2 separate regions of the Homo sapiens genome follow, and region 2 is linked to region 1. A link is a loop called in an ENCODE intact Hi-C map of the cell type or tissue named here. Cell type or tissue: HCT116. All regions are shown on one strand. Links, peaks and the distances in the headings refer to the core of each region. The heading gives the core; the rest is flanking DNA.

The links. Hi-C counts contacts between places; a loop is a spot of excess contacts. Peaks named below come from ENCODE experiments on the same cell type or tissue, not always from the same donor. Only the 100,000 strongest peaks of a DNase experiment are listed, where the experiment ranks them.
Region 2: a loop joins it to region 1, with 2.1 times the contacts of the local background. A loop is called at or near these places in 2 of 110 quality-filtered maps.

The regions. Positions count from the first base shown.
Region 1 is chr14:30,500,727-30,509,146 of GRCh38, reverse strand. All of the region lies in intron 3 of G2E3-AS1 (G2E3 antisense RNA 1), which reads left to right. LOC105370432 (a long non-coding RNA gene) reads right to left here and starts at 5,707. Exons shown (of 3, transcript XR_943713.2): 1 at 5,606-5,707. In HCT116, for the core only: no CTCF peak of the experiment used is centred there; no DNase peak of the experiment used is centred there; H3K27me3 peaks cover 1,431 bases.
Region 2 is chr14:30,380,594-30,388,864 of GRCh38, reverse strand. LOC112267868 (a long non-coding RNA gene) reads left to right here. Exons shown (of 7, transcript XR_007064106.1): 6 at 2,735-2,853. It overlaps LOC105370430 (a long non-coding RNA gene), which reads right to left. Exons shown (of 4, transcript XR_943705.2): 3 at 7,865-8,007; 4 at 5,244-5,388. Among named protein-coding and RNA genes, the nearest start is that of G2E3, 170 kb to the left of the region's middle. In HCT116, for the core only: no CTCF peak of the experiment used is centred there; no DNase peak of the experiment used is centred there; H3K27me3 peaks cover 3,134 bases.

The DNA.
Region 1 (8,420 bases), core at 240-8,239:
GATCTCTCCAAGCAGAAGGAAACACTTCCTTCCTGTGAATTTTTTCATTTCTTCTTCTTATCCTTATCACTGATAGTACTTATTTAAATTTATTGTTATTTTAAATGACTTCTCTGTTTTTCCTTAGAGATTATAAGCCTTTGGAGGCTCTGAATGGTGTCTTATTTATTCTAATATCCCTTGTACCTCCCATACTGTCTCGCATGCAATAAACCCTTATGAAACATCTGCTGAATAAATGAATAAAGAAACTTTAGCTGAGTCTTTCTTAAATAAACTTTCATGTGATCTGTAGAAAAGTAAACTTTTTGCCATGATAACTCCAAAATGCTACAAATTACTCTTATGCTAAAATTTGCTGAGAAAAATAAAAGAGAAAAACAACACTTCCCCATAAAGTTATATAATGGAAGAACAAAAATCAACTTTTTAAAATCAGAGAAATGAAATATTTTTTACTATGAGAAAAGCAAGGAAATGGTTTTGTTGACTGTAAATTAGAAATATACTATTATGTGGATCAAATCATATTATTAAAAGTTGAATTGATTAAAATACTCAATTTGGCTTCATGACGTAAAATGACTGGTGTTTCATTTTCTAACTGCTTTGCCAGGTTTTACAGACTGAACTGACAGTACAAAACAATGTTAGGACTTCACATAGGAAATGTGAAGGTAGAATTAAAGGCTCTGAATCCAGATGAACAACAGATGTAATGAATACAGCTAATCAGAGCACATAAAGCAACATCACACAGTAAATAACACACAAAAAGCCAGATGATATAATGTTAAGTGAAAAAAGCAGAAAGTGAAAATATGTATTTACTCAGACTTTCAGAAATGGCAGAGTTATTTAACCAGAATAACCTTCGCACAGATAACTATTATATATGATATATTTACACCTCTCTCCACACCCTAACCACCCATTTGAAAGTACTGGAGACCAACAAAACACTCAGATACCAGAGAGAGTCTACCTTTGAAAGACAGGAATTGCAACAGTGAGATTTGTGAGTATGCACCTTTTTGCCTGAGGGTACATCCTGTAGGGACCAAGAGCTTGGTCCTCTGAAAGTTCACTGAAAAATCAACTTGGCAAAGGCAGATTAATTGGAGAAAAGGCATACAAATGTATTTAATGAGTATACACAGGAGCCTTCAGAATGAAGACCCAAAGATATAGAGGAAACTGTCCATTTCAATGCTTAGGTTCAATAAATTATAAACAGCCATGTAGAAATATGGTTGGACAAAAATATAATAGTAATAGACTGAGTGGGGAAGCCCAGCATGGCCTGTCTGTCTGGATTCTTGGCCTCTCCGAGCAGTATTCCTTCCTTTTGGGTGTGGGGCAGGACCCTCTTTGGAATAGGGGGTCTTATGACCTACAGGCAAACAACGTAGGTCAGATTAATTTCTTTATGGCTAGTTCTTACACAGAATATTTTAGGTGTTATGGTTGGCTTTGGGGTGAAGGGGTTCTTCTGGTTTCTATGACTGTCTTGGGGAATACGGTTTCTAGTTTCTGTGGCTGGCCTCCGGGAAGAACGGGACTGAGAGATACAAGGGTAGGAGGGGTCAAAGAAAAACCTTTGCCTGTGAGTCTGCTTCTGTGGCCTTCATTTTGGAGTGTTGTTTTCTGAGGCCCCATAGTACCAAACTTCATGGGCTCTGGGTAACAGAAAGTTGCAGTTTTACTGGCTTGAGGTAAAAGAGGAAGTGAGTTCTAGATTGGCAGAGAAGCTGGAAGGATTGAGGAGGAAATTCCTGGAAAGGAGGAAGCTGCGGAAGGAGGGAACTTCAAAATTTGTGTATAAATTCCACCCAAACCCCCACTTGACTACTATATATGCCCAAGAGACTCCAGTGTCCTGGTGAAAATCAGCAGCTGGAATATGAAAGAATTGGGCAGAAATTTTAGCTGCTGCCCACTACTAGAGAAATAGAGTTCAGATTGTGAGATTAGCCAAGTTAACTACCTGCTAGGACAAAAATCAGCGCTCTTAAGAAGAATATAAATTCCAGAGTCTCTATAATATAGCTTTTGTAATGTCTAGAATACGATAAAAAACTAGGTATGCAAACTTGTGGGAAAATGTGATCTATAGGAGAAAATGCAATTATTAAGATCTAGTCACCAGATGATTCAGATGCTACAATTAAAACGTAAATATTTAAAAGCTGCTATTATAAATGCATTAAAAAAACTTAAAGGAAAAATAACAAATTAACTGAAAATTTTGGCAGAGAACAAGAAACTAAAAAAAGAGCCAAAAAATTATAGAAATGAAAAATACATTAATTAAATTTAAAAATTAAATGGGTGAGATTAAAAGTAGATTAGAGATGGCAGAAAACAACAGTCAGTAAACTTGAGGGTGGATCAATACAAGTTATTAATCTGAAGAGTAGACAAAAAGAAGAAAAGAATGAAGGAAAATGAATAGTGTCTCAGAGGCAAACGGGACAATATCAAGGGGTCTCATATATGTGTAAACTGATCTCCCAAAGGTGAGGGGATAGAATAGGGAAGGATAAAACATCCTGAAACATAATGGTTGAAAATTTATAAAAAATAAACTTACAGATCCAAGAAACAACAAACTCCAAAGAGAATTATTATAAGGAACACCACACCTAGGCACATCATAGTCAAAATCATAAATCTGAAAGAGAAAATCTTGAAAGCAGCCAGAGAAAGACAATATATTACAAACAAGGAAATAACAGTAAGCATTCTGCTTCCACTGCCTACTCCTCTGAAATCACTGAGACCGGTTGACAATGGAACATTTTTAGACCACTGAAAGAAGAAAAAAAGTCAGTCAAGAATTCTAAAACAAGAAAAACTATCCATCAAAAATGAAGATGAAACAAAGACCTTTGAAGATAAACAAAAACCAAGAGAATTTGTTGCCACAAGACTGTAATATAGAAATACTAAAGGAAATTCTTTAGATGGAAGAGAAATGACACAATTGTAACTTGTATATACAGGAACAGATAAAGAGCATTAAAAATGATAAATATTTGAGTAAATATAAAAGGCTACATATATTTTTCTATTTTCTCTTAATCTATCTCTTCCAGAAAACATTTAAATAGAGACAGGATCTTGCTGTGTTGCCCAGACTGGACTTGAACTCCTGGGTTCAAGCAATTCTCCTACCTCAGCCTGCAAGTAGCTGGGACTACAGGCATGCACCACTGTGCCTGGCTCTCTTAATTTCTTTAAAAGACATTATTAAAAGCAAAAATTATAGTACTGTTTTCTGTATTGGGGTCTTTAATAACAACAATAGCACAAGGAATGAGAGGGTTAACAGAGCTATTTGGTTGCAAGATTCTCATATTTTAAATGAAATGGTATAATATTGACTCTAAATGTACTGTGACAAGTTAAAGATGCATATCTCTAGATCAACCACTAGGAGTAGAGGTATAGCTAAAAAGCTAATAGAATAATTAAAATAAAATTATTAAAAATATTTAACCCCAAAGAGGTCAGAATAGGAGGAACAGAGGAATAGAAATGACAAGAATAGTCCAGGAATGGTGACTCACGCCTGTTAATCCCAGCACTTTGGGAGGCGGAGGCAGGAGGATTGCTTGAGCCCAGGAGTTTGAGACCAGCTTGGGTAACATGGTGAAATCCCATCTCTACAAAAATATGCAAAAATTAGCCAGGTGTGGGGACGCACAACTCCCAGCTACTTGGAAGGCTAAGGTGGGAGAATTGCTTGGGCCCAGGAAGCAGAGGCTGTGGTTGGCCAAGATCACACCACTGCACTCCAGCCTGAGCGACAGACTGAGACCCTTTCTCAAAAATAAAACAAAAAACAAACAAACAAACTGAAAAAAAAAAAACCCATAAATCACAAGAATAGATGAGAAAAATGGAAAACATAGCAAAATGAGGTAGATCTAAATCCAAAGATATGATTATACCAAATATAGTTCGATTTAGGTATACCATTGAATATCATTATTATGCTGAATACTGTAAGAAGCAGAGATTGTCAGACTGTTTAAAATAAATAAGACCCAATTGTATGCTGTCTGCAAGAGATACATTTTTTTGCTTTTTCTAAAAAGGACCAAATAAGTTGCAAGAAAAGGATGTAAAAAGTATATACCAGGCAAACAATAAGCACGAAATGTATAATAGATTAAAAGTGTCAGAAATAGTGTTGAATGAAACATTATGCAGCAATGAAAATGAATAAATAACTATGCACAACAATAAGGATGCTCCTCACAAATAATACTGAATGAAAACCCAGTCACATATAAAAAAATGCAATTGAATAATTTCATTTATATTAAGTTCAAAAAAGCAAAACTAATCTATGGTGTTTGTTGTCAGGATGGTGGTTTTCTTTAGGGAAGATTGGGCAGTAGGTGCTGGATAAGTATACAAGGGGACCTTCAAAGTGCTGAATAATGTTCTTATTTCTTGCTGTGGGTACTGTTTACATCAGTGTGCTTACTTTGTTACTAATTGAACTGGACACTTAAGATTTGTGTACTTTATCCATGTTTTACTTCAATAAGAATGTTTGTTTTAAAAGATGGGCTGAATTAGGCTATGTAAAATCTAGAGAAATACCACACAATTAATGAATTGTCTCACCAATAAAATCATAGTGCAAAGAAAGAGTATATTTTGAGGGAAATACGTAAAAGAAATACTCATCTATAAAAATTTTAAGTTTTTGAAAACCTCAACAGTTTGGAGCTATGGATAGTGAATCATAATTAATGATAACTCTTTAGAATACTTTGTAAATGCTTTTGAAGTTTATTTAAAAAAATAAGCATAGCACCATAAATAAGGAGATACCCACATCACTTTATATATCTTGAATTTGCAATAATATTTTTATTACCATTCTCATGCTTCAAGGTCTCCTTCCTTCTACATTCTTTTACAAAATCATTTTAAATTTGTTTTGCTATATTGCAGATAATTTCCGTGCTTAATACTTTTGTGATAGGACTTGGAACTGAACTGTTGACTCCAACTTCTAGGGTTGTGTTTTTGGTGTCAGACATCTGTCGTTATTTGGATGTTCGAGGTGGAAAAATCTTGGGCAATCATTATTTAATTAACTCAGCTTAGTTAAACATATGAGATTATCTGATATTTGGCTTGATGATATCTTGCCAAAGCTCCTGCCTTTAGCTCCTTCTTCACCCTCAATTCCCTTGAGAGCTAACAAATACAGGAACACAGTTTGAACTTCGGAGTTTATTTTCTTCCAGCTTTAGCTATCTTAAAAGTTCACTGCTAAAGCCTTTATTAATTCTTAACCAGTTTCTTTACTTTTCCTTCTGAATTCCAAGTTCTTCTTTTTCTGATATTCCCATTAGGAATGGCTTCAGTTTGAGCATATATTGAAATTTCTATGGTTTCTAGAAAGATACACTGAAATCCAGATTTATTAGAATTCCACATAAGGGTTATTTGTGGTAGGCAGTAGTACCGTGTCCCACATTAACAATTACATCATTGGCATTTCTAGCTTTTAGAATTCTAGGTATTGTTTTCTACTTCATTTTACTTTTAATTATTTCCAATTTTCTATGCCAATTACCTTTATAATCAGAAAAAAATCCTAAAATATAGCAATCAGTTATGGTGTCTTGGAACTGGCTCTTATTGGTTCAGGAGAGCAGAGGATGTGCATCTTTTCCTAACTTCCTGTTCAGTGACCTCATGTTGGTATTATGACATCAGCAAAGATGGGAACATTTGCACCATGGAAACTGGCAACACTAAAATTCAGGGTTTTGATTTTAGAGAATCTGCTTACCAGCAATCTACAGGCAAGCAGCATCTCTACATAACCTGAAAGAGTAGTCAGTTGATTCTATAAACAGCAACTATAAACACATAAATACAGAAGGTGGGGCATGGCTGCCTTCATACCTCACTAATTTTGGCAAAACCCAGCCTTTGAGAGCTTGGTGAACAGCTTGTGGAAAATGAAAACATTAAATTGCTGGCTGGTCGGAAGCGAATTCTGGGATGGGAAGAACAATTGCAGCTCTCAATTCTTTGGCTTGCAGTAAACAAGGCCACAAAGGGCCTGAGAATTATTTTATTCCTTACATAGGAAGACATCTTACTAGCCTTACCGAGGGCTAACCAAGAAATGATAAGTTTATGTTTTAGCTGCATTTGAAATTTGGGTTACATATAAGTGCTGTGAATCACTGGAATGTGTGACAAAGTTAGTCACATAAAGTCTTCTTCTTTGGTGACTTTTCAGAGACCAGAATTTTTTTGAGGCAGGGGTTGGGGGTGGGGGGTTGGTTTTATTTTTCCTGAAGGCAGAAGGAAAATTACATGGTATTTTCATAATTTCTTTTAAATTTCTTGTAAGAATTACATTCACCTAAAAATAGTGGGGGAAGTGTTATTTTCAATCAGAGTTACTGGGTCTTACTATAGTGCTTTTCTCACCATGATAGTGTCAGGGAATGAGGCTACTGCTGAGGATGCATTATTACTATTCACAGCAATATTTAAAGACACAAAAATAGAAACGTTGATATTCTGTTTTAATGCCCAAATCAAAGCAATTGGAAATTGCTTAAGTGGGCCAGTTTTAAATTTTTTAAATGCAAAAGACTTCTAACCAATACCAAGCAAGAAATGTGCTAGAAACTAATTGGAATATTGTGCTCAAAAGTGATTTTAGTTGGGGTTCAACTGGGCTCAATTAAACAGACATTTGTGATGCATTTTAAAAAAATATGGTGGCCACTGCTTTGGAAATTAGAGAATATTGGGAAGACACACAGTGTTGGCTCTCAGTGTTGACCTCAAAGTGGTCAAAGCATAGTTGGAAGGGCTGTCACATAAACAGAAAAACCATCATTGTTAGACTGACCCAAATCCCAACAACATTAGATCCATGTGATTTTATAAAGTATGCCTGGTTGCCTAAGCTCTCAGAACCCTAAAATAGGCCCTTGCCTTGTTGTCTGCTGTAGTCATGTGATAATTAATACACTGAAAACTATTTTTACATGACAAAATAGCCAGTCAATTGAGGAAAAACAATCCAGTTATATCATACAATAAAAAGAAAAATTACTTAAATTGGTTGTTTTGTAAAATTCAAAGAGAACAATGAATTATTTTAATAAAATGTTTGTTAGAATTCGTTACAGTGTTTGCATAATTGCTTTTTTGATTTTGTACCGGTTGTTTGATGTAATGAATAGAATGAACCTCGGAGTCCTGAAAACACTGCCACTATGAAACTATGAAAAAGGAGACAGCGAAATAGACTTGTCATCCTGTGCAGGTAAAACAAAATAGTGGCTTATGGGTGTGATGAGTACAACTAATTTGAAATTATCTAGACAGGAGGAGTCATGGCTAGGCTTTGCTTCCACATTATTTTAGTTTTAGGAAGGTGAGACTATAGCATTGAGGACATTATTGGCGTAATGAGAAGAATTCCACTTCTGTACACCTAAACTGTTATCTGGAAGAAAATGCTAGTTTAGACAATATGAATTTATTTTTTGACATATTTATGAAAGAGGCCTTTTAGCTGTTTTCTTTAGATAGGTTGTTATATTCAAAATATTCTTTTCAAATTCTATTGAGTTTTATGTGATCAGTATAGTAATTAATAGAACCTTAGTCTCTTAAGTAGGCAACAGAGTAAAGAAACCATTTTAAAAAGGAACCAGAGACACAAAAGGATAAATAATTTTCAAAAGAAAGCAAAATATCATCTAAAAAGTGAATTGTTATCTGTCTTGATCAGATTCTTCAATGGCCTGCATTGTGAGATTCTTGAATGTACAAGAACTCCTTCTGATGGCTTCCTGATCTATACAGAAGCCACCTGAGATGGACAATTTTAAAAGATGATAAGGTTCTATGCAATAAGCCAGTTTCGTTCCTTTTGAAAAATGGTATATGAATAAACCAGATCAACAGAGACTCTCAAATCTCGCTTTAGATACTACTTCTACTTCACTCCTTTTCTTCTACCCTGGTAACTTTAAGTAAAGTGTGTGGGAAAAACCACCCCCTAAAAGTTTCAGGCTTTCTCTCCCAGTTCTTTCTGATCTGTTCTTGATTGTAAGAATTAATAAGGAGCAAAATGAACAAAAGCTGGGTCCCAAAGAAGAAGGCAAGAGCCAGAACAATCAACAAACCTATGAGTCTTACCCTAAAAATGAGAGACTTGTCTTCAACAGTTGAGGGAATAAACAAAGTCTTAAGCCTGTAGCAGTGTAGTTCACCCCATGGCAGAACATCAGCAATGCCTAGGTCTAAAATGAAATGACCTACTCATGACAGCAAAGTGTTTTTGATACAATACCCACGAAGGCTTTAGGGGTAGAATAGCATTTCAAATTGAAGAAGGTATCAGTTTCAAT
Region 2 (8,271 bases), core at 272-8,271, 120 kb after region 1:
TTTTAGAATCACTACATTATTACAGCTAAAATTCTTCTTTCAGGTCATGTTTAGCTAACACAAAATGGCCAAATCTAGATCATCTTAGGTTATTCTGATAAAATCTTATTTTTATGTATGAAATATTGTCTGTCTTTGTGTTATCAAATATAGAAGGCATATGCCTTGCTCATTAAAAAGTTGTGTCACACAAATAAGAAGGAAATATTCCCCTTGGATTTTTAAAAGTGCTTTGTCCAGAGAAAATTCCTACTGTCTTAATTTTTTGCAGAAATATCATGATGCAGGGAGTCTGTATGTTAAGAGTGTTTAACTTTAGCCTATGACCTTAAGACCTTAACCAGTCTGGAGTAATGAAGACTGGGAAAGTAAATAAAAATACATGTAATGAATATAAAGTGAGTAAATATACAAATAATCAAATCTGGTTCTTGGTAAATTATTTTGTGGTAGATAATCATATCTAAAGTATGTCTCTTCATCAGGTAAAACACTGGATCAAGAATTCAGAGCTGTAATTTGTCAAGCAAACATCTGGCATAAAGTGTTGATGGAATATATAATAAAACAATACCTTATTATTTGGGAAAAGTAGAAGCCTGCCTTTTTGGAACATGGAAAGATCTATGCTCGAGTCTAGCCATATCCATGACCACATCTGAACAAGCAAGGATTGGAACACAACATTCAGAACAGTCCTCAAATACCTCTGGGTATAAAAAGTCTTAGAGAAGTTGGAAAAGTACACAGGCTGACTTATGGGGGAGAACAGTGATGGGAGCAATTGCACATGTGTTAAGTTCCAGGGGTTGGCGTACGGAAGGAGTGTACACAGGCCAGAGCAGGAGTTCAAGGACACAAAGCTTGTGTAACCCTTGGGGCTACTAGTCAGGAAGGGCAGATAAGAGGAAAAATAGAGACAAGTCAAGGATGATGGCAATTGAATGAATTTCAAATTTGGATTACAGCAGATCACTAATTTATTCAGCCTTTAAACTGATTTTTATGGAGTACTTATTTGTACCTGAACTCGTGCTAAGAGTTGCAGATATAAAGATGAAATAATGTGTTTCCTGCCTTTTAGTGCTGGAACAGAAAGCCAAATATTACATAATATAAGACAATAATCATATTATTAAGAAGGCACTAAAAATTGCATGGGTCCTTCTGGGGAGTCTCCCTCAACCCTAAATTCCCTTCCAGCTACCAAATCGCTTTCCATCACAGCTGAATTTCTATATTTGCTACCCCCGTTCCTTTATCTCTCATTCATTCCTCAACTCACTTCATGCTGGCTTTGGCCGACACCACTCCACCAAAATTGTGTTCAAGTGTCTGCAAAATTCCAAGATAATCTTCAGTCCTTATTTCCTTGACCTTTTGGCAGGATTTGATACTCTTAATTATTCTTTTGTTTTCAGAAATATTCTCTTTCTTTGACATTCCAGGGCAGCATATTCTCTCCCACCTTACTTTCCATTCCTCTGGAGACCTTTCTTCCTCTACCCACACCTTAAATATTTGGGGTCCCCAGAGTTCTTTTTAAATTGTTTCTACCAAAGTTATTTCCTCACAATATTTATCACACTTTGTTATTTCTTTTTTTCTTTTCTTTTCTTTTCCTTTTTTTTTTTTTGAGACAGAGTCTCGCTCTGTCGCCCAGGCTGGAGTGCAGTGGCGCGATCTCGGCTCACTGCAACCTCTGCCTCCTGGGTTCTCATCATCCTCCTGCCTCAGCCTCCCGAGTAGCTGGGACTACAGGCGCCCACCACCATGCCCGGCTAATTTTTTTTTTTTTTAATATATTTAGTATTGTCGGGGTTTCACTGTGTTAGCCAGGATGGTCTCCATCTTCTGATCTCATGATCCGCCCGCCTCCGCCTTCCAAAGTGCTCCCGGCATTACAGGCGTGAGCCACCGCGCCCGGCCACATTTTGTTATTTCATTTACTTTCTTGCCACTGCAAATTTTGTGAGACCAGGACTATATCATCACTGTCTTTCCAGTGCCTAGCACTGTGTAACATGAAGTTTGTGCTTAATAAATATTTACTGAGTGAATGAATAGTTGAATGATCTGAGAGCCTTAAAAGATGAGTAGGAATGGCACAAAAGAAAAGGTAGAGAGTTTTGACTGGGAGGCATTTGAGCAGATGAGCAATATACTGAGACTTGAAGGTCAAATCACTCTAGCAACAGTGTGAGGGATACATTGGAAGAGGGGAGTTCAGAGCAATTGATATTACAATAGTCTTAGTGAAAACGGTGATGGCTATAGAAATGAAGCAAAAGGCAATGGTTCAGGGGATAATTAGGAGGTCGAGCCAATAAACTTTAAAGATGGATTGGTAACTCGGGTAAGGGAGAGAAAGAAATCTTGGATGCCATGGATTCCTTCACTAGCATAGAAAGCACAGGAGAAAAAGCAATTTGGGAGAAAAGTTTAGTTTGGGACCCAATGAGTTTTAGATTCTTAAGTGTTCCATTAGGAGCACAGAAGTTAAATTACATTATAGAAGTTCAGGGACCATGTCAGTTTAATCACATAGTTCATTCTACATGTTGGTGCTTGGTAAATTCTTTTGATGGTATTGATGCAGTATCACATTGCCAATCCTGCACTGCTGTTCTGTTTAGGGGAACCCCTCTATACAAAGCCTGTGTGTTTATTTACTCACACCAATGAGGTTTTATGACTAGGTTGACCTTTACATGAACATTATCTATTTTTGCAGATGCTGTTTCAAAATTGATTAGTTCTCTGACTCGCACACTGAAATCATCCAACCTATTGAAAAAGCAGAATGGGATGTGGATTATAGGGTTTCAGATAACACCAAGTCCCTAGTGAAAGGTATGTTATTTCATTGCTTTGTTCTGCTTTTGGAAAAGTGTAGCTGTGTTTTCTTTTCTCCAACTGTATAGGTCACAGCAATTTTTTTTTCCACTGGGAATTACAAGCTATACAGATGATTTCCAGAGTAGAGTCACAGTCTCACATAAACGCTAAACACAATTAATCAGGGTCTGGAAGGTACATGGAGGGTAATTAGTAGGTTATATGTGGGTCAGTTTTAAGGTCATTTATGAATACTACAAGAAAAACAGATCTTTTGACTTTCTGTGATGAAAAAAGGAAATATATTTAGTGTATTATAATACATGCACTGAAATGGATTAAAAGCATTTTTGATAATTTCATGTCTGTGTATATAAGATTGCTTAAAGAGCAAAACAATACATTGTACTGTATTCATAATGAGAGCATCAACCTCAGTAACCAGCTATTGCAAAAATTTGTCCAATATGCCATAAGTAGTGTCAGAGTTGACAAAAGGGGATTCTGACTCTTAGCTTACTATGCTTGCTTTATACTTCTAAGGAGATAGTCATTTGGTAATCTTAAGCCTTCACAGTAGAACTATAACAAATAAATTCATTATAATAGGACATATTTATAGTGGATCTTACTTCCCATGGCTTGTGTGGGCTTTTGGAGGTTCCCTTGACCAATAGGAGCACCAAATGAGAGGAAATAATATTGACTCCAAGTGTGAAAGTGGAGTAGATATTTAGGAATCATTGAATACAGAGGAGGTTAACAAATTGATGAATTACGGAGTGGATTAAAAACAAAGGCTGTAAAACCCCTTTCTTCACATACTCCTACAGGCTGATCTCACCTACATCCCCATTGTTTCAACCACCCTTCTGGAGAGAACAGATTTCTCCACACTTTCTCCAGCTAAAACCTCATCTCTTGAACTCGGGAGCCACAAATCCAACTGCCTATATCTACATCTAAATCAATTCCTGTCTAAATCTATAATTTGTCAATATCTTTATCTAAATCTCAATGTGTTCAAAGTTAAGCTCATTATTTTCTCCCTAAAACTTCTCCCTGTTCCTGCTCAAATTTCTGATAAACCAAATATGTCTCAGGTATCCTCCTCCTTTTCTCTCTCTCCCTCATTCCTGATAACTAAACAATCACTTCTTAGAATGATTTTGGCTTAGAAATATCTATGGATTCCCTCTTATTCCCTTCCAATGTCACTGTCTTAATTCAGGCCTTGATGATTCTTTTCACCGAATGACTCCAATAATCTCTTAATAAGTCTGTCAGCTTTTAGTCTTTTCTTAGCTTCTCTCATATATTCATTCCTTGACTCTCTACCAGAGTGTTTCATTTTTTATTTATTATTTATTACTTTTATTTCTTATTATACTTTAAGTTCTAGGATACACGTGCACAACGTGCAGGTTTGTTACATATGTATACCTGTGCCATGTTGGTTTGCTGCACCCATTAACTCGTCATTTACATTAGGTATATCTCCTAATGCTATCCCTCCCCCGCCCCCCACCCCACGACAGGCCCCGGTGTGTGATGTTTAAAATACAAATCTGTCCACAGAACTCCCCTCCTTAAAATCCTGCATACTTCCACTCCTCACATAAAATAGAGGTCATCTAGCACGAACTCTCTTACCTTCCTGTCAACTCTCAAGGTGTGTACAATGTATTTGCAGTATTCCATCTATGCCTTTTCTCAACTTCCTTATTCTGGCCAAAGCCAACCTCTGAGCCTGTGATCTGTGTCCCTTTGCTCTCTGCCTCCTCAGAGCTCTCCGGACATAATTTCCAGCCACTCTTTTCATCATCCACTTCTCTACTGCCTCATTCCCCTTAACAGGTAGACACACCCAAGATTCCCTGATTGTAAACAACAAAAATCATTCCTCAGATGCAACAAGACCCAAACAGAACTCCGCATTTCCCCACACCATCTGTGGTTAACTGCTTTTGCCCTTCAAAACTTAGCTCAAGTTGCAACCCCAAACCCCCACTTTGTACTCTGCCATCTTGCATATTTATCTGTCAAACACTTCATGTATCATGGTTGACTGTTTTCTTGCCTGTCTTTTCTATTAAACTGTGAGCTTCTTGAATGTAGGAACTGGCATTCTATCATTATTACCAGCAGTTAATTAATTAAATAGTAAGTGTAAATGTCAAACCATAAGCTCTGGTCTGAACACTCTTCTTATTTTTCAAAAATTTCGATTTTAAGTTCTCAAATTTAATCAATTCAGATTTCCTACACTGCTGTCCCCAGCCCCCACTTCCCTAAGGATCGTGTAGGTTCCAGGCAGGTTATGAAGTACTGATGTGAATGAGGGTGGGGGATGGGATATGTTTGGTCCCTAATTGTCCAATCTGGCGTACCTGAGCCTCCTCACTCCTGCATGGTCTCCATTTATGGGTCATTCAAGTGGCTACACCTTCCTGATCCAGATCACAAGCTATGCTGGCCTGTTCTCTCTTGACTCCTTCTGTCTCCTCTCTGTGCACATGTAATTGGAATTTCTCTTATTTCCTCTTCTTCCTGAGATTAGGACAGGAGTTTAGCAAGGAGCAGGCCTTCTTCTTAGGAAATACTAATGTCTTAGGTTTCTTAGTTTCTTCTCTCTCTCTCTTTCTTTGCCCCAAGGAATTAGCTTTTAGGTCAAATTGGCTTGACCTTAGCTTCCAAATCTGTTGGCATAAATATTATGCTCAGAGTCTTTCAGGGATTAGGGTTTTGAAACCTCAAACCCTACTTTATTAATTCTGAGGCTTTCTTCTGCAAGAAACAGATTGCCTAACTAAAATGTAGCCTCCATAATAAAAAGATTTAATGATATTATATGAGAGGAGGTGGGGACAGGGGACAATTCTTGGGTTGGTTTATAGCACAGCAATGTCAATTATGATTCAGGCTTTTTCCTTCTCTCCACTCCTCCATCCTTGGTATATTGATTTGGTTTGCAAACTATTTTCTCATGGAGTCAAGATGGCTGCCTGTCTCTTTCTCTAGTCTCATTAGGGAGGGGCATATAATATATCATATTACACTTTAAGAAGAAGAAATAAAATAGTATAAGATCAAATTGTAGATGATATGGTAGTATGTAAAGTACTTCCAACCACAATAAACAGGGAGATTAAATGATCAGGGCAACTTCAATATAACAAATGACATTGGCATAAACAATGTATCTACATTTGTCCAACATTTGGAGACATGTATGAAGGATTTTATTTAGCTGGCATATATAAAACTTCTCTACAAAATGCACATATTAGTAGTAGTAGTCAATAAAATCACCAAAGAAAAATTAAAAAAAAAAGAGAAAGAACTTGTCCAAGATGTAATCCCAAAACCAAATGCATTGGAAACTCATACTCCTATGTGAAGATTCAAATGTCATGCTTTGGCATAAACGATACTACACAGGTTTTCTGATGAAGTTTTATCTGCACCTTCATCAGCTTACTCTGCTTACGATAAGCTTGTTCCTGCTTTTGCTTACTTATAAACCATTTTATTTCCATTTTTAAAGTAGTCCTCTTAGACTCATCTTTACCTCTCTGAGATCAACCTATAGGCTGCCAAGCCAGGTCCTGTAGCAGCCAAGATTCAAGGCATCTGGTCTCTTTTCATAATCACATTAAATCCCTGGATAGCTATATATTTTACTCCAGAAGGAGGAAATTGTTTATATCTGGCTCTCGTCCTTCCTTAGTTTGCATTAGAACCAGAAAATTATGCATTCTTGAGTTGAACCAACTCACAAAATAACAAATGAGTAATGATACTTGGCTCTTGTTTTTCTTTTTTAATTTTAAAGGACATAATGTGTGTTATCTTAGAGAATGTCAGTTTGCTGATTCAAATTTGGCCATGTGGTTGAATCCAGCCGCCCTTTATAACTCTACCTTCTATATATTTTGGATTTCTTTCACATTCCAAATAACATCAGTGAATGCATTTTCAAGGCCAAAATTGGGAGGATTCCTGCCTGGATTCTTGTTGAGAACTATTGTAACCTCAGAACTATCTTCTGCAGGCCATGACCTTTTTTTCCTCTCCATCATATTCCAGAACCTTAAAATCTGGGGCATGTAGGATCCCTTACACACTACCTGCCAAGGAGATTGTCTAGCTGAGAATTAACCCAAATGCATGTATTTTTATAAAGTTTCAAAAATGAGCTCCTAATGTTATCCTTTGTCAATCATCTACTTATTATTTATTAGATTTCTATAGCACCTTTTCTGCAAAGAGCTCAATGTATCTTAAACACATGCTACAATGCACTTTAAGTAGGTGTTACCGAATTTGGCATTATATGTGAGAAATACTGCTAAAATTATGAATTCCAACTGCAAATTATCGAAGGAATAAAAGGAAATTTCAGCATCATTTAAAAATGATATATATATACATATATATATATATATTAAACAGGTCTGTTAGCCCTGTCAGAACCTCTCTCCAAAAGAATTGCAGGGTTATATTTGAAACAGTGAACACTACCTATAAATATAGGCACTTAACTGGTATTTGAAATGTTATGCAGCTTTCCTGTTTGCAAAGGTTCTGATGTTTCCTTTGATTTCTAGAAATACAACAACAGCCATTTCCATCAAAATGTCAAGTGACAGGCCCAATAGTCCTTGGATGTTTATTAGGTTGGACTTATAGGGGCTCCCCATTCTTTCACAGGTAATATGCTGTTTATTTTCTTTCTTTTTGCCATCAGTGTTGACTGAGCACAAGGGAGCTATCATCAATGAACTGTCCCCTCAACAGCAGAGGGAGGAGAGCATGAGGGTAATGGAGGAAATTACTATGCCCTCCCTTCTTGGAAGAGAAAAATAAACACTTTATAATCTTTAAGTCAGAGGTAATTCAAAAAGTCCGAGGCAGGCAATGCTGTCCAATTTAGAGATATTTTCTCGTTCTTTGCCATAAAATACCACTCCCTCCCCAAACTACAACAATAATAAAAGAAACCCCACAAAGAACCAACTCTGACCTCCCCATCCTAGATATCCCAAATTGTGGGCTTCAGTTGCATTCTGCCCTTTTCTTTTCTTCCTTCTTCTTTTTACTTGGGTAGATTGCTTTCAGGTGGGGCAGTCTTCATTCCACATGAGCTTTGAAATCATATCCCTGGATCTGTATAGAACGGCAGTAGTTCAAGGTATTAGTAGCAGCCTTCCATGGTAATACTGTCATTAGATCATTATGACTATTCTAAGGTTCTGCCTGTGAGCATGGCATGAATTTTATATTTGGAAATAAAATCCTCCCGGGATACCACAAAGCTGCACGCTGGCCTTGCCCCTTCTCGCTGCCCGTTAGGATTGGCTGCCCTGCCTTGGTCTTGTGTTACTCAGGAATAAGTCCTGCCGTGTTTGTTTCACATAAGAACCCCTTCAA